Regions from separate parts of the Homo sapiens genome. Here region 1 is linked to region 2. Evidence: read pairs that join two places in POLR2A ChIA-PET (ENCODE). Cell type or tissue: PC-3. All regions are shown on one strand. Each heading gives the region's core, and the rest is flanking DNA. Links, peaks and the distances in the headings are about the cores only.

Evidence for each region. ChIA-PET counts read pairs that join two places held together with the same protein. Peaks named below come from ENCODE experiments on the same cell type or tissue, not always from the same donor. Only the 100,000 strongest peaks of a DNase experiment are listed, where the experiment ranks them.
Region 1: POLR2A ChIA-PET joins it to region 2 with 6 read pairs; 1 of 35 experiments calls an interaction of 5 or more read pairs at or near these places.

Annotation. Positions count from the first base shown.
Region 1 is chr11:82,855,570-82,858,491 of GRCh38, forward strand. All of the region lies in intron 2 of PRCP (prolylcarboxypeptidase), which reads right to left. Among named protein-coding and RNA genes, the nearest start is that of PRCP, 43 kb to the right of the region's middle. RefSeq lists an enhancer at 2,491-2,922. In PC-3, for the core only: no CTCF peak of the experiment used is centred there; no DNase peak of the experiment used is centred there; H3K4me3 peaks cover 214 bases; H3K27ac peaks cover 694 bases.
Region 2 is chr11:83,291,793-83,294,714 of GRCh38, forward strand. All of the region lies in intron 1 of CCDC90B-AS1 (CCDC90B antisense RNA 1), which reads left to right. Among named protein-coding and RNA genes, the nearest start is that of CCDC90B, 6.9 kb to the left of the region's middle. In PC-3, for the core only: a CTCF peak has its summit at 1,357 (motif pointing right); a DNase peak (open chromatin) is centred at 1,359; H3K4me3 peaks cover 407 bases.

The sequences.
Region 1 (2,922 bases), core at 246-2,745, 440 kb before region 2:
GATCACGCCACTGCACTCGAGCCTGGGCAACAGAGCGAGACTCTGTTCAAAAAATAATAACAATAAAATAAATAAGTAAATAAATTTACAAGAAAAAACAACCCCATTAAAAAGTGGGCAAAAGACATGAACAGATACTTTTCAAAAGAAGACATACACAAGGCCAACAAACATGAACAAAGGCTCAACATCATTATCATCAGAGAAATGCAAATGAAAACCACAATGAGATACCATCTCATACCAGTTAGGATGGCTATTATTAAAAAACAGTAAAAAAATAACAGATGTTGGTGAGGTTGTGGAGAAAGGGGAATGCTTATAAACTGTTAGTACGATATAAATTAGTTCAGCCACTACGGAAAGCAGTTTGGAGATTTCCCAAAGAACTTGAAATAGAACTACCATTCAACCCACCAATCCTCACTACTGGGTATATACCTAAAGAAAAATAGGCCAGGTGTGGCGGCTCATGCCTGTAATCCCAGCACTTTGGGCGGCCAAGACAGGTTGATTACTTGAGTCCAGGAGTTTGAGACCAGCCTGGGCAACATAGTGAAACCCTTTTCTCTACAAAAAATAAAATTAAAAACTAAATAAAAATTTAAAATAAAAATAAACCATTCTACCAAAAAGACACATGCACTTGTATGTTCATCTTAGCACTGTTTGCAATATCAAAGACACAGAATCAACCTAGATACCCTTCAAGAGTGGACTGGATAAAGACAATGTGGTCTATATACACCATAGAATACTACGTAGCCATTAAAAAGAACAAAATAATATCCTTTGCAGTAACATGGATGTAGCTGGAGGCCATTATCCTAAGTGACCTAATAGAGCAACAGGAAACCAAACACTGCATGTTCTCACTTATAAGCAGGAGCTAAACACTGAATACACATGGACACAAAGAGGGGAACAATAGACACTGCATGACTACTAGAGGGGCTAATAGTGCAGGGAGTGTGGGTGTGGGGCATGAGTTCAACAACTACGTATCAGGTACTATGCTTACTACCTAGGTGATGGGATCATTCATACACCAAATCTGAGCAACACACAATTTACCCAAGTTAACAAACCTGCACATGTACCCCCTGAACCTAAAATAAAAGTCAAGAAAAAAAAACACGATGGAGAGAAAACAAATTAAATAAAAATAAAAGGTAATTTCAACTTTAAAAAAAAATGGGCCAGGCGCAGTCGCTCACGCCTGTAATCCCAACACTTTGGGAGGCCGAGGCGGGCGGATCACGAGGTCAGGAGATCGAGATCACGGTGAAACCCTGTCTCTACTAAAAATACAAAAAATTAGCCGGGCGTGGTGGCAGGCGCCTGTAGTCCCAGCTACTCGGGAGGCTGAGGCAGGAAAATGGCGTGAACCTGGGAGGCGAAGCTTGCAGTAGCCGAGATAGCGCCACTGCACTCCAGCCTGGGCGACAGAGCGAGCCTCTGTCTCAAAAAAAAAAAAAAAAAAGTCTACAAATTGCACTGTTTGCCAAATCTTCTAGGAAAGAGCTAAAGATATCTAAAGAAGCTGTCTACTCATAGGCATTGACAACATAAAAGAGAAAGCAAAACAAACAAGCATACTAAACTCCCTAGGGGGTTTCAATTAATCTTCTTTATTGGAAAATAAATAGTAGCACACAATGGCTAATAATAACTGAGTGTTTATAATGTGTCAGGCACTGTTCTAAGCATTTCATATGAATTAATTCACTTAATTATCACAGCAATCTATGAAATAGGCACTTTGATTACCCCCATTTTATAGACAAGAACATTGAGGCACAAGAGTTTAAATAACTTTCAACATTCACACAGCTAGTAAGCGGCATTGCCAAGATTCAAACAGGTGTCTGGCTCCAGAGCACCATCATCAAGAGCTGTTAGATCTCCTTGCTAGAACCATCTATATCTGGTCATTAGCCAATCACTTCATTTTTTCGCTTACTCAGTTGTGGCCTCAGAATCTGTTCTCAACGAAGCATTCTAGGTAGTCAACATCAATCGATTAGATTTAGATTTAGCACAGATTAAAACTACTTGTCATTCCTAGTGCACATTGTTGCTTTTTAGTGAGTTCCTGCTCCCTAACAAAGACTAAGAACCTCAAGTGTTTTTGTTTTGATCGATAAATGAACAATTAGAAGAGTTATATGCATGTAAGGATAGAGAATTTAACCAGATATTTGTGATGGTTTCAATAACCCCCACTTTCTCTCTTAAGGATCTACTCATTCCCTGCCATTTATCTACAGATCTTGCAAACACCCAGCTCAAGCATGCCCACCTCTGCCTGCCCCACCTTGGCAGTGCTGATCACTCCCCCTTCTCAACACCACTGTGCTAGGTATAGGTCCCTGGTACTGTGCCGCAAAATTTGCTTACATGTATGTCACACACCAGACCGTGAGTATCTTAAGAGTAAAGATCATCCATTACAATGTCCAGACCTCTGTGCAGTTGATTTCAGGCTTTGAGAGGAGGCAATTTCATTGAACTAGTTCACAAAGTAATAAGTGATGTATTTCAGGAGTATTCTTATTTTTCAAAAGAGGTCAATGTAATATATCAACATCTTTTAACATTATGTGCTTGCAAGTCCCCTAATCTTCTTTAATTCTTTACACAACTCTATGAACCATTATTACTGTATCCATTTAACAGATGAGAAAACTGAGGCACAGAACAAGAAACTTACCTAAAGTCACACAGCAAAGTGGCAAAATCAGCATTCAAACCTTGTCTATCTGACTGAAGCCTTCACTCTCGACCACTGTGTGATGCTGCCTCTCAACAAATTAATGTCCAGCAGTGAATGTGCACTGGAACATTTTGGTATGTAAAGGAAGGTCTCTGGGGCTGCGGATGGGCCAGGATCTGCTCTTCTATGATCTGCCTCTAGTCAGT
Region 2 (2,922 bases), core at 102-2,601:
CAGGAGAGAGGATTGGAGTGAGCAAGTACAATTTACTCATCGCTTTGCTCCTTCCTACTCAGGGACTTTGCATATGGTAAAGCATCACTACTCAACTTGGAGCTCTTTCTCCTCTTTATCTGGCCAATTCCTTTATATCTTTCAGATTCCAGTTTAAATGGTGACTTTTTAGAGTAACTCTTTAAGAAGTCATTCCCACTCAAACAACATGCAGATTTGGTACTTTTGTTATGGACTCATACAGCAACCCAGCCTTCCCATGTCTCTGCACTTAATATTTGTTTTCTCCATTATGGTAGAGACCATATGTGTCATGGTGTCTCCAGTGCTTATCATGCCTGGGCCATAACAAGCTTTTGGTAAGTGTGTGTTGAATGAATGAGTGAATGTTCAAAATATGGTCATAGTTTGGTGAGGAAACTTCGTAGACTGGGGCATAGGAATTATATGAAGACTGGGTGGAATTGGGGTGAACAAAATGAAAAAGGTAGAATAAAAAAGACTAAGGAAATTGAATTTCATACAGTGGACTTGCAGGAGATTTTGAAATTTTTTGAGCTAAAATAGATAAAAATCAGTTTGAATTTCTTTCTAGAAAATAACTATTTGCCATTTGCTAGTGTAGGCAAATGAATCCTTTCCTCTTCCAATGTCTGATGAGATGGCCTGGACATGAGAAATGCTCCCCTGCTGAAAGCAGCCTAGTTTATCTAAATCTCAAAGGCCAACAGGGTAGCAGGGAAGTGGGTCCTGGTTTTTTTCATTGCAAATAACCACTTTTTTTTTTTTACCTTTATAAGCTCCCATTTAAAACACAGCTTACACTCTTTACCAACAACATGTATGAAGCCACTACTTATTTTCCTATTTTCCATTAATTCAAGATAAGTTACTGTTGGTGAGTGGGAGATAAGCAGTGCTGATTTAACAGTAAGCTGATAAATTTACAGGGGAAGGCGAAGATACTTGCCAATTTCTTCAGTGGTTTCCAATTTCATCTCCAGCAATGATACAATTTTTTGAGGCATTTTAATATGTCCAAATCCTCTTGAGGACCCCATTGCTCCAGTACTCTTTCCTCTGATGTTTAGAGGTCTGGGGTCCCAGCTTGGGCACAATTGTATCAGATGACCAGAGATCACCCAGGACTACGACTATAGCTCTGGTGACTTCACGGAGAGAGAATGCAGCCTGGACCACTCACATGTGTCAGTCATTTTCTCTTGGAATAGGTGATGTGAAGGAATCTCGATGTGTTTTAAAGCCTGTGAATGAGGCATTGAGAAAGAGAGAGCTCTGGACCAAATGGGTTTCATTTTCTTCCTTAGCTTACTTGGAGCTCTTGCCACTAGGGGGAGGATGTGAAAAGAACCAAGGACAATTCTTTGCTTCTTTGCTCTCATCTCTGAAGCTGAGTCAGAGGGCCCATTGTCACAAAAGCTTTGTGTAGCTTTATGTTAATTTCACATTTTGCATGGCTGGAAAGTGACTATCAGCCCGTATTCCCTGAAAATCTGGGGAAATTTTTTTTTTCCTAATTATACAGGGAGGCTGGCAATGACACCCGATTCCGAGTTTGCCCATTAAAATAAATCAAAGAAAAGAATGATTAAAAGAATGGTAGAAAAGAAGAAGAAAGAGCTGTCAAAACATTATATACTTTGCAATGTTACATCATAACCTGGTGTCTCTCATCGATTACTCATTTTTTCTTTGAATGACTATTGAACACTATTTATGGTGCCAGGCACTGTGCTAAGCCATGAAGATATAAACATAAAACACAGTCCTGCTCTCAGATTGTCAACAGTCTATTGTAATAAATATTATGATGAAGGGTAGTATAGGCTGCCAAGGGAATGCATAAGAGAGGCTTATATTACCCTAAGCAGGGATCCGTCGGAAGGCATTAGTTTGAAAGGATGTGTGAAAGACAGTTTGGTTAAATGGATTTGGTGAATGGTGGTGTGGAGTACGTTGTGTGGAAAAGGCAACAGCACTTGCAAAAGCCGGGAAGTGTGTGTGAGAGAGCCTGGTTCATTTGGGAATGGAGAGAATGGCTGGAGCAATGGGTTAAGGGTAGGGAAATTCAGAAGGTGAGGTTGGAAAAGGTGAGGCTGGCCTTCAAGGTCTTTTTTACTTTATCCATGAGTAAGAGGAATCACTGAAGGGCATTAGGCTAGGGAGTAGCTTTGAAAAGAAAGGTGGCCAGGCATGGTGGTTCACCCTGTCATCTCAGCAGTTTGGGAGGCCAAGGTGAGAGGATCAGTGGAGCCCAGGAATTTGAGACCAGCCTGGGCAACATAGCGAGCTCCTGTCTCTATAAAAATTAAAAAAAATTAGCCGGGCAATGGGACACATGCCTGTAGTCCCAGTTACACAGGGGGCTGAGGTGGGAAGATCTCTTGAGCCCAGGAGGTCAAGGCTACAGTGAGCCCTGATTGCACCACTGCACTCCAGCCTGGGCAACAGAGACCCTGTCTCAAAAACGAAAACGAAAAAATGAAAAGAAAAGGAAAAAAACCAAAAGGGTGTTTGCCTGCCCTTTGCTGAGTCCTTCAGCGGTCAAGGCTGTGTATTTCACCTAGATTCCCTGTCCTAGGTACTGATCTGGAAAACCCTAGACATCTGCCCCTTTCCTGGTCAGAGAAGACCCCTGGCCTGGCAGAGCCTACAGCTCCAGCCTCAAGGTACCTGATTGGAGAAGTCCTCCTCATTGTATGACTTGGCTGCCTTGGACCTCACTGGGAAAGACTAGGGAAATAGGATTTTGGGGTCTTGACTTTGGAATTCATTTTCCGCACTGGGGTATAGCAGAGCTGAAAAATCTCACTAAACTCTCAGCATGGTCTGTATCCTTCCTGTCTCCAACAACAAGGTGGGGCATTCTTCCTCAAAAATTCTTCACATGTAGGTGTTGCC